Regions from separate parts of the Homo sapiens genome. Here region 1 is linked to region 2. A link is a loop called in an ENCODE intact Hi-C map of the cell type or tissue named here. Cell type or tissue: HCT116. All regions are shown on one strand. Links, peaks and the distances in the headings refer to the core of each region. The heading gives the core; the rest is flanking DNA.

Evidence for each region. Hi-C counts contacts between places; a loop is a spot of excess contacts. Peaks named below come from ENCODE experiments on the same cell type or tissue, not always from the same donor. Only the 100,000 strongest peaks of a DNase experiment are listed, where the experiment ranks them.
Region 1: it touches region 2 in a loop (11-fold over the local background); 5 of 110 quality-filtered maps call a loop at or near these places.

Annotation. Positions count from the first base shown.
Region 1 is chr2:127,411,192-127,419,633 of GRCh38, forward strand. PROC (protein C, inactivator of coagulation factors Va and VIIIa) reads left to right here and starts at 7,236. Exons shown (of 9, transcript NM_000312.4): 1 at 7,236-7,301. RefSeq lists enhancers at 1-23, 4,197-4,959, 5,340-5,399. In HCT116, for the core only: CTCF peaks have their summits at 4,875 (motif pointing left) and 5,078; a DNase peak (open chromatin) is centred at 4,900; H3K4me3 peaks cover 908 bases.
Region 2 is chr2:127,192,838-127,201,279 of GRCh38, forward strand. It overlaps CYP27C1 (cytochrome P450 family 27 subfamily C member 1), which reads right to left. Exons shown (of 9, transcript NM_001367502.1): 4 at 8,285-8,442; 5 at 6,539-6,702; 6 at 2,498-2,664; 7 at 952-1,030; 8 at 257-460. Among named protein-coding and RNA genes, the nearest start is that of CYP27C1, 23 kb to the right of the region's middle. RefSeq lists a silencer at 4,116-4,410. In HCT116, for the core only: CTCF peaks have their summits at 4,277 (motif pointing right) and 5,152 (motif pointing right); DNase peaks (open chromatin) are centred at 4,284 and 5,174; H3K4me3 peaks cover 1,148 bases.

The DNA of each region.
Region 1 (8,442 bases), core at 437-8,436, 220 kb after region 2:
CCTTTTTACCCTGGCAACAGTGACAGCCCTCGTGTAGGCACATGTCCAAAGGAGGCCATCTCCTTCCATTTCTGGAATGTGAAAAATCTCATTAAGTGCTTTTTCATGCTTTGAGGAAACTGAAAAGTAAATAAAAGCTTTCATTTTGAAAGCATCAATATCACAGGGAAGGAAACTCCACCCCTTTTTACTGATGTGTACAAAATGTGCAGGACACTTCGTGGCTAATATTTTTAACTTTTCTTTGGTAAAGCGTTCATAGACTGCATGGAATTTGCAAAAATTTACATTTGCACGGTCTGCCAAATAGGCAGACAGATGGGCAAAGTCATGTTTGTATTTGGACAAGATAGCATCAACATTCTTTTTTTTTTTCTGCAGGTGGATTAAAATCTTCATAGAAATAAAAAGGATGATTTGAAACTCCATTTTTTCAAATCAAAGTATTTACAAGTTAGGAGAACTGTTTTTCATTGCCATGATTGGATGCAGCACTTGGTTACTGTAGAAAGCATGATTGTTGGTGGGATCTGGCAGAATCCGCTGCATGTTGTAAAGGGTCAACACAGCTGCCATCGACATTTCTCCCTTTGTTCACCCACGTGATATTTCAGTTACAGCCTGTAAATGAGGAAATGTGCCCCTACTCAGTTTCAAAAAACAATCAAAGGAGCAGCACAATCACACAAATTCATTTTTGTAGTTTGCCCTAGCTAATTCAGCAGCCACTATTTTCAATTGGTGTCTTTTGTGGAGACAAAAAGCTTTTTGGTTAATGTGGACATACTTGCCTATCTCACTGAGGACTTGTGAGGCAGTCTCTACAGTCCCTTCTTCCACCATGCCCAACCCCGAATTCTCTCTGCTTATTGCGCAGTATCCCTTGTTTTGATTCTTTACCTCCCTCATCCAGTTGTCTGTGTCACTCCTCCTGTCGTTAAAATAACATGGCCATTTGGGTCACGCGGGCATTGATATTGCAACACCATTTCCTCATTTTCATCACCTGAATGCTTAAGAAAACATGGCCTCAGTAGTCACCATGCTAAAATTAAACTAGCAGTGTCTCAATACAAAGCACAACAATTAATCCGCAGGCAAAGTGGATGGTCACGTTCAAGATTATAGCGCGCTTAAGTTACATCACAAGGAGTGACATAATAATGGATGATCCACTATGGTGTACTACAAATCATGGTGGTTGTCCTCAGCAACAGACACTAAGGAAGGTGATGTGCCCATTTGGCACTAAAACCAGTGTTGCCTTCGGCCTCTGTTTCTGGGGTTGCCATGTGGGTTTTATACCTTTCCCCTAATCTCCTGTATCAATCACTGAAAACCTCGACTTTTCTCTTCCCAAGGGAGAGTTTACTTCCCTTTAACTTTTTGGCTTCTTCTTTAGGACTTTTAGTGTTAAAAATGGTACAATCCCAGACAAATGGGATAGTTGATCATCTTATCATGTTTATAGAATCAAGAAATAATGTCTCAATTTAAAAAGTCAATTGTATTTATAAACACTAGCAACAAACAATTGTAAGTTCAAATTTTTAAAATGCCACTTACAATAACATTTTTAAAACATGAAATAAGTAGGGATAAATTTAACAAAATATGTTCAAGACCTATACCTGAAAACAATTAAACATTGGAGAGAGAAATTAACAAAGAGCTGAATAAATGTAGAGAAATACCATGCTAATAGATGAGAAGACTCAACATTAAGATGTCTTTTATTCCTAAATTGTTCTATAGATTCAATTCAATCCAAATCAAGATTTCACCAGGAATTTTTTTTTTAGAAATTGAGAAATTGGTTCTAAAATTTATATAGAAGTAGAAAGGACCTAGAATAGCCAAAACAATTTTGAAAAATAAGAACAAAGTTGGAGGACTTACACTACTTGATTTCATGAGTTACTTGAATCTTGTAATAGCAATTAAGACATTATAATGTTGGCATAAAAATGAAAGATAGATTAACAGAACAAAATAGAGTCCAGAAGTAGATGTATGCATATACGGTCAATTGATTTCAACAAAGCACCAAAGCAATTCAATGGGAGAAAGGATAGTGTTTGCAAGAAATGGGACTGTGACAACTAGATCTCCATATATTTTAAAGAATGATTCTTGGCCCCTACCTCACACCATATACCAAAATTAACGAATTCAAAATGGGTCAGAGATGTAAATGTAAGAGTGAAAAACCATAAAGCTTCTAGAAGAAAACATAAGAGAAAGCCTTTGTGACCTTGAATAAGGCAGTGTTCTTTGGTAGGACACAAAAGCACGAATCATAAAAGAAAATGTTGATAATTGGACTTCATCAAAATTACAAACATCTGTTCATTAAAAGACACTGTTAAGTATAAAAGACAAGTCACAGACTGAGAGGAAATTTTTGCAAAATACTTAGCTGACAAAGGGCTTGTTACTAGGATACATACAAATTCTAAAAACTCAATTTAAAAAACCCTCAAAAACAAAGAAACAAACAAAAAACAGCCCAAAGACTTAAACTGGCACTTCACCAAAGAAGATATAAATAGCAAATTAGCACAGGAAAAGATGCTCAAAATCACCAGAGAAGAGGGAAATGAAAATTAAAGCTACAATGAGATACCACTACACATCTATTAAGAAGGCTAAAAATTGAAAATTAAAATTAAAAAACAACCGACAACACCAAATGCTGGTGAGGATGCAGAGCAACAGGAACACTCAGACATTGCTTGGTGGGAATGCAAAATGCCACCACCACTCTGGAAAAGTTTGACTTTATTTTTTTTTCCCAAAAGTAAACACGTACTCACCACATGACTCAGCAATCTTATTCCTAGATATTACCCAAGAGAAATGAAAACATATGCCCACACAAGGACCTATACATAAATGTTCTAGCAGCTTAATTTAATGATAGCCAAGAACTGGCAAATGGATAACAGATTGTGGCACATCTATATAATGGAGCCCAGTCAGCAATAAAAAGAAATAAAGTACTGATATAGAATTCCACATGAATAAATCTCAAAAGCTTTATGCTGAGTGAAAGAAGGTAGTCTTAAAAAGCTATGTACTGGTTGGGCACGGTGGCTCACGCCTATAATCCCAGCACTTTGGGAGGCTGAGGTGGGCGGATCACTTGCGGTCAGGAATTCAAGACTAGCCTGGCCAACATGGTGAAACTAAAAAATACAAAAATTAGGCAGGTGTGGTGGCGTGTGCCTGTAATTCCAGCTACTCAGGAGGCTGAGGCAGGAGAATCACTTGAACCCAGGAGGTGGAGATTGCAGCGAGCTGAGATCACACCACTGCACTCCAGCCTGGGCAAGAGAGCAAGACACCAACTCAAAAAAATATATATATGTGCTGTAGGATTCCCTTTATATGCTATTCTAGAAAATGCAGATTATAGAGATAGAAATCCAATCAGTGGTTGCCAAGAGTTGGGGTGGAACACAGAATTTCTGAGGGTGATGAAAATGTGTATATCATGATGTGGTGGTGGATGCACTATAACATACATTTGTCAAAACAAGCAGAACTGTACATTTTTAAAGTGTGAGTTTCCCTGTGTGTAAATTATACCACAATAACCTGACAACAACAAAAGAGAGAGACGTTGGACTGCATCCATCCCACTCCACTTCTTACCAGGGAGCTCCCGGGAGCCTCTCTAGTGTCTGTCCTCCCTGCCCTGCCTGGGGTGGGCTGAGCAGCACAGCGTCCCTGCAGAGAGAATGGAGAATGGGCAATGCCCACACAGGGGAGTGGCATGGGGTGAGAAGGAACCTTAGTCCCGTCAGCCCTGACCACCAGCCCATCTCTCATCACTGTTCAGCAGAGTGAGCTCAAGTTGGGTTTCTGGCATCTATTGGCAGAGCCAGGGCCAAAACGCAAGGGGTGGGGAGTGTTGTACAGGTTAGGGCTGACTGAATGATCAGCCCTAATCTGTACAACGGATCTGTGCAGTCTGAGCTTCCACACAGCAGCAGCTGTCCTTGACCCCTTCCCCTCCTAGTCGGCCCCTCCCTGACCTTCCCAGGCCTGTGGGAAGTCCTGTTAAGTCCCAGGCCATGTCCACTTTGTATAAAATACTTAAAAATAAGGCCAGGCACAGTGGCTCCCGCCTGTAATCTCAGCACTTTGGCAGGCTGAGGAGGGAGGATCACTTGAGGTCAGGAGTTCTAGAGCAACACAGCAAGACCTCCTCTCTCCTAAAAATTTTTAAAAATCAGCTGGGCGTGGTGGCACGGGCCTGTGATCCCAGCTACTGAGGTGGCTGAAACAGAAGAATCGCTTGAGCCCAGGAGATCTAGGCCGCAGAGAGCTGTGATCCCGCCACTGCACTCCAGCCTGGGTGACAGAGCCAGAGAGACCCTGTTTCAAAACTTTTTTAATTAAAAAATTAATAAAAGATTTAACGTGACCCTTATAACAGTCACCTGAGACGGACGCTGACCCCATTTTACAAATGTGGACATTGAGACACAGGGAAGTTAAATCCCCCTGTCAGAAAAAGGCTAGCGGAGGTTTAAGGCCGTGGGAACGTGACTCCAGAGCTGAGGGCTTTGGAACCCCGCCTGCTCCGGTAGTTGTGGCTGGCCTTGCCCCACACACATTTGGTTCTAGCTCCTTTGCTTGGGTCTTCATCCATGCAGCGAATTCCTTAGCCACAGGTGTCCCTCTGCTCTCTAACTCACAGCGAGCTCGCTGCCCAAAGTCCTGCTCCGGCTTCCTGGGTGGACCTGACCGCGTTCGGGTGCACGTGGGGCGACTCACACCTGACAAGTAAAGCGGGTGAGGCCGCGCCTGTGAAGGGCGCCTGGCTCCTCCGCAGGAGCGGTGCGGCGCGGCGCCCCCGGCTGGAACCAGGTGTAACTGCAGAGACCCTGGGATCGCAGGAACGGCTGGCGGCAGGACTGTCCCTACCTCGAGAAGGTGACGGGGTTTCCTGCGCTGCCAGCCGATGAGGCGGCCGTGACGCAGCCCGCCGTGCAGAGTCCCCGTCGGCCGACAGGCGTGCAGAGCTCTGCAGAGGACCCTTCCGCCCTCTGGGCAGCCTGCCAAGCCGTGGCACCCCCAACCCCCAGCACTGGGCACTTGGGAGCATTGCAGCCGCCCTGGCTCGTACCGGTGCCGGTGCTTTGGGCACCTGGGCTGGTTTGGACATGGGTGCCCCGGGCAGAGTCCATTTATGCAGGTCAGAATCAGTGTGTGGAGCCTGCATAGACTTGCCCTGGAGCGGCTGCCTGTGCTGGGGTGGGGAGGAGTAGAGGGCGAGAAGTTGGTGGGGAAGGGAAGCGGCGCCAAAAGAATACCCACAACATCTTGCACCTGGAAGGCAAAGCAGAGGGCAGTGATCTCTGCAGACTTGCGGGGGCGACGCCTGAAGCAAACAGGGACATACAAGCTGGTGCCTTCTGTGGTTGTGCATGGGGTCTTCATGCTTCCTGTCTGAGTTCCCAGAAGCTTGTCTCTGCTTTTCTAGGCAGCTGCCACAGCCTGTCACAAACAGCTCCTGGTTCTCCACTTCTCATAGTCTCGATTTCAAAATCCATTGCCTCACCCTCCACCTCCTCTCCACCTCCACCCCTCCTAGCACCTCCTGACTGCTTGTGTTCTGTGTCTCCCCACTGTCTCCCAACCTGGGGTGGGGTTGGGGGGGATGTCTTTCCTCCTGTCTGCTCTTTGATGTCCAGCTGAAGTGTCACCTCCTACAGGCAGCCTCCCCTGGCTATGCCAGCTTGTACTGATTGCCCTCTCCTCTGAATTCTGTAAGCATTTCCTATGTGTACCTGCCCCTGGGCAAGGTGGGCCTGACTTGTTAGAGTGTTAGAGTTTTACCCTGTTCCTCTAGGAGGGCCTGGTACCACCACAGCCCAGCATGGTGTGGTGCCTCAGCAGGAGGCATCTGGTTACAATCAACACAAGCTGTTCCAGCCAATTTAAAGAAACTTCAGGAGGAATAGGGTTTTAGGAGGGCATGGGGACCCTCCTGCACCCGAAGCCAGGATGTGCCACCAATCATAAGGAGGCAGGGGCCTCCTTCCGCTGCTCCCTGGGACTCTCTAGGTGTCCGTGGCCTCAGTCCCCCTCTGCACACCTGCATCTTCCTTCTCATCAGCTTCCTCTGCTTTAAGCGTAAACATGGATGCCCAGGACCTGGCCTCAATCTTCCGAGTCTGGTACTTATGGTGTACTGACAGTGTGAGACCCTACTCCTCTGATCAATCCCCTGGGTTGGTGACTTCCCTGTGCAATCAATGGAAGCCAGCGAGGCAGGGTCACATGCCCCGTTTAGAGGTGCAGACTTGGAGAAGGAACGTGGGCAAGTCTTCCCAGGAACAGGTAGGGCAGGGAGGAAAGGGGGGCATCTCTGGTGCAGCCCGGTTCGGAGCAGGAAGACGCTTAATAAATGCTGATAGACTGCAGGACACAGGCAAAGGTGCTGAGCTGGACCCTTTATTTCTGCCCTTCTCCCTTCTGGCACCCCGGCCAGGAAATTGCTGCAGCCTTTCTGGAATCCCGTTCATTTTTCTTACTGGTCCACAAAAGGGGCCAAATGGAAGCAGCAAGACCTGAGTTCAAATTAAATCTGCCAACTACCAGCTCAGTGAATCTGGGCGAGTAACACAAAACTTGAGTGTCCTTACCTGAAAAATAGAGGTTAGAGGGATGCTATGTGCCATTGTGTGTGTGTGTTGGGGGTGGGGATTGGGGGTGATTTGTGAGCAATTGGAGGTGAGGGTGGAGCCCAGTGCCCAGCACCTATGCACTGGGGACCCAAAAAGGAGCATCTTCTCATGATTTTATGTATCAGAAATTGGGATGGCATGTCATTGGGACAGCGTCTTTTTTCTTGTATGGTGGCACATAAATACATGTGTCTTATAATTAATGGTATTTTAGATTTGACGAAATATGGAATATTACCTGTTGTGCTGATCTTGGGCAAACTATAATATCTCTGGGCAAAAATGTCCCCATCTGAAAAACAGGGACAACGTTCCTCCCTCAGCCAGCCACTATGGGGCTAAAATGAGACCACATCTGTCAAGGGTTTTGCCCTCACCTCCCTCCCTGCTGGACGGCATCCTTGGTGGGCAGAGGTGGGCTTCGGGCAGAACAAGCCGTGCTGAGCTAGGACCAGGAGTGCTAGTGCCACTGTTTGTCTATGGAGAGGGAGGCCTCAGTGCTGAGGGCCAAGCAAATATTTGTGGTTATGGATTAACTCGAACTCCAGGCTGTCATGGCGGCAGGACGGCGAACTTGCAGTATCTCCACGACCCGCCCCTGTGAGTCCCCCTCCAGGCAGGTCTATGAGGGGTGTGGAGGGAGGGCTGCCCCCGGGAGAAGAGAGCTAGGTGGTGATGAGGGCTGAATCCTCCAGCCAGGGTGCTCAACAAGCCTGAGCTTGGGGTGAAAGGACACAAGGCCCTCCACAGGCCAGGCCTGGCAGCCACAGTCTCAGGTCCCTTTGCCATGCGCCTCCCTCTTTCCAGGCCAAGGGTCCCCAGGGCCCAGGGCCATTCCAACAGACAGTTTGGAGCCCAGGACCCTCCATTCTCCCCACCCCACTTCCACCTTTGGGGGTGTCGGATTTGAACAAATCTCAGAAGTGGCCTCAGAGGGAGTCGGCAAGAATGGAGAGCAGGGTCCGGTAGGGTGTGCAGAGGGCCACGTGGCCTATCCACTGGGGAGGGTTCCTTGATCTCTGGCCACCAGGGCTATCTCTGTGGCCTTTTGGAGCACCTGGTGGTTTGGGGCAGGGGTTGAATTTCCAGGCCTAAAACCACACAGGCCTGGCCTTGAGTCCTGGCTCTGCGAGTAATGCATGGATGTAAACATGGAGACCCAGGACCTTGCCTCAGTCTTCCGAGTCTGGTGCCTGCAGTGTACTGATGGTGTGAGACCCTACTCCTGGAGGATGGGGGACAGAATCTGATCGATCCCCTGGGTTGGTGACTTCCCTGTGCAATCAACGGAGACCAGCAAGGGTTGGATTTTTAATAAACCACTTAACTCCTCCGAGTCTCAGTTTCCCCCTCTATGAAATGGGGTTGACAGCATTAATAACTACCTCTTGGGTGGTTGTGAGCCTTAACTGAAGTCATAATATCTCATGTTTACTGAGCATGAGCTATGTGCAAAGCCTGTTTTGAGAGCTTTATGTGGACTAACTCCTTTAATTCTCACAACACCCTTTAAGGCACAGATACACCACGTTATTCCATCCATTTTACAAATGAGGAAACTGAGGCATGGAGCAGTTAAGCATCTTGCCCAACATTGCCCTCCAGTAAGTGCTGGAGCTGGAATTTGCACCGTGCAGTCTGGCTTCATGGCCTGCCCTGTGAATCCTGTAAAAATTGTTTGAAAGACACCATGAGTGTCCAATCAACGTTAGCTAATATTCTCAGCCCAGTCATCAGACCG
Region 2 (8,442 bases), core at 357-8,356:
TCTCACTCTGTCGCCCAGGCTGGAGTGCCGTGGTGTGATCACGGCTCACTGCAGCCTTGAACTCCTGGGTTCAAGTGAGCCTCCCGCCTCAGCCTCCTGAGTAGCTGGGACCACAGGTGTGAGCCACAGTGCCTGACGGCTCTTGATCTTAAGTTTCCAAAACCGTCTTTGCTTTTCAACCTGGAAGTCTTTATCCTGTTGTGCCCAGTAGAAAGAGGCCGAACCCAAAGGCCAACGTTTGGCCTCCACGCCCTACCTGGATCACGACGAGGTGAATCTCCAGTTCTGCAATTCTCCGCCCTATGCAGCTGCGAACCCCATGACCAAAGGGGATGGATCCAAAATTGTCAACTCTATCTAAGTCTCCTTTCCGCAGCCAGCGCTCAGGCCGGAACTCCTTGGCCCGAGGGAAGTTCTCATCCTGGTACGATGTGGCATAGTGGCAAAGGGCCAGCTGGGTCTGAGGAAATCAGGGATGACAGAAAAGGGAAAAGGGGCAGAATCACTCAAGAGCAGGGCAGGGCCCAGAGCCCTAGCCGGACAGTCTCCCGGGGTGCTCCCGCCTGGGGGCCGCCCGGGTCCACTCACACCCAGGATGGCAGCCGCTCCCCCCTTCCCACTCCACACTGCACCCCAAATGTCACTGCAGCCACTGAGAAGACCGTCGAGCCCTTCAGAGACTCCCAGCGGTGACTGGCCACTTCCACACGGCCTGGGGAGCAGGCCAAGGAGCATGGGCTGCCTTGCTGGTGAGCAGTAAGTTTCCAGAGCAGTGAGATCACACCATTCCCTTCCTTTCTCCCAACACCCCATCTTCATCTTAAAATACATGCAAAAGAAAAGGAAACCTATTGATCTCTGCTTAGGGACAAAGACTTCCTGAAGGTAGAAGCAGATTCCAATTCAACCCCGACCCGCAAGGCCTGGCCACCCCCATGGCCCCAAACTCACGCCTTTCGGAATCAGATACCCGCCAATAACCAGGTCTTCCTGGGTGACCCGGCCGTTCCCTGGCAGCACTGGAAACAGCCTGGAAAAGAGCCAGCGGGGACGGGAATGGCGTGGTGACTTTCACAGTATTTTATTGAACGTTCAGAACCCTGGATATATTCCCATTTCCATTAAAAATTCTTAAAAAGTAACACATGGTACATTTTCAACTGAAACATTTTGCAAGGACCTTTGCTGCTTCTTTGTTGGCTTGCTTTACCAGCGAGTATTCTGAGGAATGTGGAAAAGACTCCCAAAGCAAAACATTTGCAAAACACAAAGCCAAGCCTTTCACATGCCATTGTGTTCCCAGGAGGGAAATTCCAAGTTTCTAATATTTTATGTGACCACGGGACCACTTTATCAAGGAATAGTTCATAGGACTTAAGGCCCCATGAAATGCATTTGGAGAAAAGATACTTCGGCGATCGGATTATCTCAGAAAACCCTGAATAAAACTTTAATTGACAAATACCAATAAACCCCACAGCCAGCTGCTTCTTTTTTTTTAATTTTGAGGTTCAACAGCATGCTATATAGGTTGACGGTCATTATCAAGTCAGCTTTGAAAGAATTCTTTAGTATATACTGCAGAAAACAAGCTTTGCTTTTTGTCGCAGCATTTCCTCACAGAGGATGCCGTGTTTGGGGGAAGGGATGTAATCCGTCCCTAATCCCACCTCCTACCCAAACCATCCCCTCAACCCAGGACAACCCACATCCCTCCGGCTTTTCTGTTTGTCAGGAAAGCCCTGTCTGGGAGTAATTGAGCCTCACTGGGTGGCGTCTAAACCCAGATGAGAACATTCACTCAAGAACCATGAGGTTTGTATCCAGGTCTGCAAATCAGCTGAACAGGTCAAACTATTTTCCTAACAAATCGATCTTGTTTCGTGTTATCTTCAGAGGAACAAAGTCAAAGGCCATTGACCCAGGAACATTTTGGGAAACCCCCAGTAAGCCAATTGGCTAAAGCAGGGACAATATTCAATGACTGCTCCAAAGATCTTTTTTCTTTTTTTTTTTTTTTTGAGACAGAGCCTCGCTCTGTTGCCCAGGCTGGAGTGCACTGGTGCAATCTTGGCTCCATCACCTAACTTCAAGCGATTCTCTTGCCCCAGCCTCCCAAGTAGCTGGGACTACAGGTGCCTACCACCACGCCCTGCTAATTTTTGTATTTTTAGTAGAGACGCAGTTTCACCATGTTGGCCAGGCTGCTCTTGAACTCCTGACCTCAGGTAATCTGCCTTGGCCTCCCAAAGTGCTGGGATTACAGGCGTGAGCCACTGTGCCTGGCCCAAAGATCTTTACAGAGAACAAGGATTATGTCGACCCATAAAACAGAATGGTCTTTCTGCTATTCTGACAAGAGCAGAGAAAAAATAACAGTCACGAACATCCTCATCCTGAACAGGTCAGCCGGGGGGGCATTTGGAGGACTTGTTGTGATAGAGAACCAGGGACCTAAGGGACACAGTTTGTTGACGGATTCTGGCGAGCCTTTTACCTCAGGGTTTCCTTAAGGAGAGCTCTGACCAGCGGGACCTTGGGGACATCAGCTGCAGTTGGAACATGCCTTTCCCCTAAATTCTTCACAATCTCCCGGTACACCGTCTGCTGCACTTCTGGGTGCCTTGCCAGGAGGTACACAGTCCAAGACAAGGTGAAGGACGTCTAAGGAGAGAAAGTGGCAGACACAGGCAGGCAGTGAGTAACACCAGGGACTGAAACAGAGGCGGTGGCAGGTAGGAAGTCCCCTGGGAATACACACAGCACAAAGTCAAACTCATCCAATTCCATATAGCACCTAATGTCTTACTAAAAACGAAAGACTGTTTCCTTAATTCATGGCAAATAAATAAATAAATAAATAACTGAACGTATTTGGCAAGTGACATTGACTCTATGATTCATGTGCTCCTGTCATGAAGAGCCACAGGAAAAATGATCCTGGAGCTTTTTTTAATCACTGAAGAGCAATATGTCAGGGATGCCGTGGAGCCTGGAGGATCTGCTGGGACTTTGTGTGACCTTCTTTGCAGGGCTTGCTCGGTGTGTGCCAGAAAGGGCCTCAGGCTGCCCCCCGGCATCCCCAGGATGCTGGGCCCGGCCCACTCTGGCTGCCCTAATCTAGAGATTGGAGTGCACAGGAGATCACTAGTTAGCCATCGTGTCCTGCCTTCATCAAGTAAGGTCCACACAGAGCAAGTCAATAACTCGTCTATGCAAAGCAGTGTCTTTTTTTTTTTTTTTGAGACGGAGTCTCGCTCTGTCGCCCAGGCTGGAATGCAGTGACGCGATCTCGGCTCACTGCAAGCTCTGCCTCCCGGGTTCATGCCATTCTCCTGCCTCAGCCTCCCGAGTAGCTGGGACTACAGGCGCTCACCACCACGCCCGGCTAATTTTTTGTATTTTTAGGAGAGACAGGATTTCACTGTTAGCCAGGATGGTCTGGAACTCCTGACCTTGTGATCTGCCCACCTCGGGTCTCCCAAAGTGCTGGGATTACAGGCGTGAGCCACCACGCCCGGTCAGCCATGTCATTTTTTATACCTCTTCTCAAACCTTTCTACTTATTGAAAATAATTGTTTTATTCTCGTAGGTCCCAAGATTTTCGCTAAAATCAATAGTATCATCTATGGGACTACATTTCACTCTCTAGTAAACAAGGAAATGCCACAGTATAAAGGCCTTTCTCTTTCACCAAAAAAAAAAAACTAATTTAAGCAGGCAATATTGATATCATTTTCTTGTAGAAGATATCACGTGTTTTAGAGGGCAGCCCTCTTGTATATATAATATAATGTGCAAGGTCTTATAAATTATAAAAGATTACTTAGATGCTTCCTATCAAGAGAATAGAAAATTTCTATTTAGATCACATTTTTATGGAAAAAATGTGGTATATCCATACAATGGAATACTACTTAGTAATAAAAAAGAATCAATTACTGTTCTATGCCACCACATGAATGAACCTGAGTCATTCTTCTGAGTGCAGGAAGCCAGATGGAAAAGACAGCATGCTATATGATTCCATTCTCATCAATGTTTAGAAAAATGTGGCAGTGGTTTCATAAATGATTCCATCTGTCAAAAATCTGTATCGCATTATGCAGTTTAAATGGAGTTGACTATGCATAAGTTATACCGCAATAAAATCATACTAATTTTTAAAAATCAGTATGAAGTTGTAAGAATTTGTTCCCTGGCTTCTATTGTAGGATGCTAAAAGGAACAGCTTCCTTCTGAATGCCACCTCATTGTGATGTTCTTAGTTACCACCAGGGGACAGGAGGCACAAGCTCAGCGACGAAGCCATTCATTGATTTCTTCACCTTTCAAGTGGTGTCTTAATTTGAGCGAATCCACACCATCACATTCAGGTAGTTAATTAGAATTCTCATTGATTGCATCATTTAGTTTGCATTTAGTTCATATACTTTTTGTTTTATTGTTGCACAAAATCCAAAAGAATAAGGAGTTTATGCTGTGTGGGTTTGTTTTTGTTTTGTTTTGTTTTGTTTTTCGCTTTTACATGCTTAAGTGATATTACAATAAAAATAAAGCCTTGAGGCTTTTTTGCCCCTTTAAGATGTAGGTCTGTGCGGGGCGTGCCTTATTCAAGGCCGGGAAGCACCCGTGCAAAGGAAAAGCTTTGAGATGATGGGCTTGGTTGTTTAGTTTCCCCACCTGTTAATGAAGTCAATGACTCCTACCTTAGAGGAAGCTGTGAGACAGGCAGGGTGTGCGTGCAATGCTTTGGAAACAGCGAAGCGTCACGCAATCTTAATTCTCTCTTTCCACCCGACCACCAGCAGCACCCCAGCCCGCAGCTTCCCCAGTTTCCAGCCAGAAATTTCATTATCTTCCACCCACTGAAAGCATCAGCCTAGCTCCTCCCTGTTTTGCCATTTCCTTTTAGCAAATTTTACAACTGCTTTCACCTGTACCTACACGGCGATCATTTTCACACGTATCCTATTAATTGTATCATATTACACATGTGCTTTTGAAAGGAACTTGGCTCCTTATTCCCCCCGGACCATGCCACCCCCAGCCAGCCAAAAACCCATGTTAACTATCTAGTGTGTTCCCTCCACGCGCTGCTCTGTGTTCGCACAGTCACGGACAGATGTGCAGATGCACACAGCCGGGAGGGGGCGGTGCCGCTGCATCTTACTCACAGGACACAGTATACATGCTGGTCTGCCTCTTCCTTTCCCATCGGATAGCCTGTGGGTTCCCCCCAGGTTAATGGGCAGTGCTCTGTCTCATTCTGATATGAACCCTCCCTGGTCCCAGTGTATCATTGATCTGCCATGCTACTGGGCTCCATTCACAGGGAATTTGTTGATACACACACACACACACACACACACACACGCACTCATCAACCAAACTGCTTTAGTTTACTTTCTTTACACTCTCTTTAGCAGGTTTTGGTTTTGAAGTTATGTTGGCTTTATAGAACAAATTGGGGAGTGAATGAAATGAATTCTTGGCTTTATAAATAAATTCCATGGCCTGGAATATTTTAAATGATAACTAATAAGGTTTTTAATGTCTGTACCCTCTTCATGTATGAAATTATGAAACAATGACAAAATGTTTACAAATCAGGAATGATTTGTAAACTTTAAACATTTATTATCATTTTGTGTGTGTGCTAATGGAATTTTGGTTATGCTTTTCACAGAAATCATTATGCACCTTACATTTAATATACAATCATGCATCGTATAGTGATGTTTTGGTCAATGATGGACCCAATATACAATGGTGATCCCATAAGATTATAAAGCCACATTTGTACTGTAGCTTGCCAATGTTTAAGTATGTTAGATACACACATACTTACCACTGTGTTCCAGCTGCCCACAGTATTCAGTACAGTAACATTCCGTACAGTTGTGTAGCCTAGGAGTAATAGGCTCTACCGTGCAGCCTAGGTATGTGGTAGGCTACCATCTAGGTTTGTGTAAATACACTCTAAGATGTTCACGCAATGACAGGACCACCCAACAACGCATTTCTCAGAACAAATCTGCATCATTAAGTGAGGCGTGACTGCATACACAGAGTTTTCTCCTCCTGGAGCCCCCCAGCAGTGCAGCAGGCCTAGTACAAACATGAACAGTGTGCTAAACAAATCTGCCTTAAAAGTAGACAACGGCCAGTCGCAGTGGCTCATGCCTGTAATCCCAGCACTTTGGGAGGCCAAGGCGGGTGGATCACCTGAGGCCGGGAGTTCGAGACCAGCCTGGCCAACATGGTGAAACCCCCGTTGCTACTAAAAGTACAAAACATTAGCTGGAAGTGGTGGCGGGCGCCTGTAATCCCAGCTACTCTGGAGGCTGAGGCAAGAGAATCACTTGAACCTGAGAGGCAGAGGTTGCAGTGAGCCGAGACCATGCCATTGCACTCCAGCCTGGGCAATAGAGTAAAACTCCATCCTCCCGCTCCAAAAAAGTAGACAACGTCCATGAGGTGATGAGGAAGGGGTTATCGTGTGTTGCTTGCTGAGAACAGGACCCCCAGACTCACCGTGTCGACGCCGGCCAGCAGCATCTCAGTCACGTTGGCGTAGATCTCCTGCAGCGTCAGAGCCTGGCTAAGGAAGAGGTATGTGAGAAGTCCCCCGCTCACCCTCCGGCCTCGGTCCATTTGGTACTGTATGTCCCTCAACTTGTTGTCAACATGAATTTGGCCTGTTTGAAAACAGTATTTCTTTTGAAAGGAGTTTGGGTTGAGAATCATCTTTTCAGTCTCAAAGCCCTCTGTCCTCCCAGTAGCTTAACTAAACCAGTGGCAGGTGACAGAGGGTAAGGAAACCCAATTTATCTAACGTCAACCTGGGAGTTTCACTCATACACTTGCTTATGTAAATGAATGAAAAGTTAAAAGACAAGCTAAACGTATCTTCCTTTTTAAAAATAAGCTGTAGGATATTTGCAGATGTTTGCTTTACTAATCCAATAGCCAAATAAATTATTTATATAATATGAGTAACAAAATGCAAACTCTTTTATTTTTTTCTACCACACTTTCAGAAGAGAAAATGAGTGGAGGGGAAAAGGCCACACATTATTATCTGGGATGTTACCATACAGCACAGACTTCAGGACTTCTATATTCAAATAAATGTTGTGGTTGTTGTTGTTTCCTTAAGACAGAGGCTCGCTCTGTGGCCCAGGCTGGAGTGCAGTGGCAGGATCTCGGCTCACTGCAACCTCCGCCTCCCGGGTTCAAGCCATTCTCCTGCCTCAGCCTCCCAAGTAGCTGGAATTACAGGCACGCGCCACCACGCCCAGCTAATTTTTGTATTTTTAGTAGAGACGCAGTTTCGCCATGTTGGCCAGGCTGGTCTTTAACTACTGACCTCAGGTGATCCTCCCACCTCGGCCTCCCAAAGTGCTGGGATTACAGGCGTGAGCCACTGCACCCAGCCTAAATATTGATCTTGAAAAGACACCATGAAACACTTTATTCAGTGTTAGCATTGCTCTAGAACATTGTTCTAAGCATTTTGAAAATAATTTCTTTATTTTTGGCAATGCTTTTATAGTAAAAATTTTAGTCACATAAGAAAACAAATCTCTTTGTAATCTCACCTTGGATTTGAACAAAAATTGTCACATTCAAATGAATGTGCGTGGACCTGAAACTCTACATTTTAAGCACTGACCAATTTATTTGGAGTAAAGACATCATCTTGCATGGACATTTACTTGTACCTGTCCCTGCTAGCATGCTAGTGAAAATAAAAATTATTTTAAAATGAAAAAACTGATCATGTTACCTGTAGTCACAACCCACATGCTTTTTGCTTCTTTGAAAAACAAATCCATGGCCAGGCGTGGTGGCTCACACTTGTAATCCCAGCACTTTAGGAGGTCAAGGTGGGTGATCACCTGAGGTCAGGAATTCAAGACCAGCCTGGCCAACATGGTGAAACCCCATCTCTACTAAAAATACAAAATAATTAGCCAGGCATGGTGGCAGGTGCCTGTAATCGCAGCTACTCAGGAGGCTGAGGCATGATAATCACTTGAACCTAGGAGGCAGAGGTTGCAGTGAGCTGAGATCACACCACTGCACTCCAGCATGGGCGACAGAGCCAGACTCCGTCTCAAAAAAAAAAAAAATCCAAAAGTTATGGGTCCAAAAACTAACACGTGACTACATCTAGGCATCCTCTGCTATGGTCACCCATTGTCTGGATGAGAGTTAGACACACAACACGGCAGGTCAACCTGCTTCTGCAAAAGGTGCTCTCAATTCTTCTCTTACTGAATTTGAAGAGTCCATCCCAGGACCTGCAGAATTCCCGCCAGGGCTTTGGGATGAAGGGGCGAAGCCATCTGGGGATGGCGCCTGCATACATGGAGGTCTTGAACATGCTAAACATGAGCTCCAGGGCCTCGATGTATTCCACAGTCAGCTGTGGG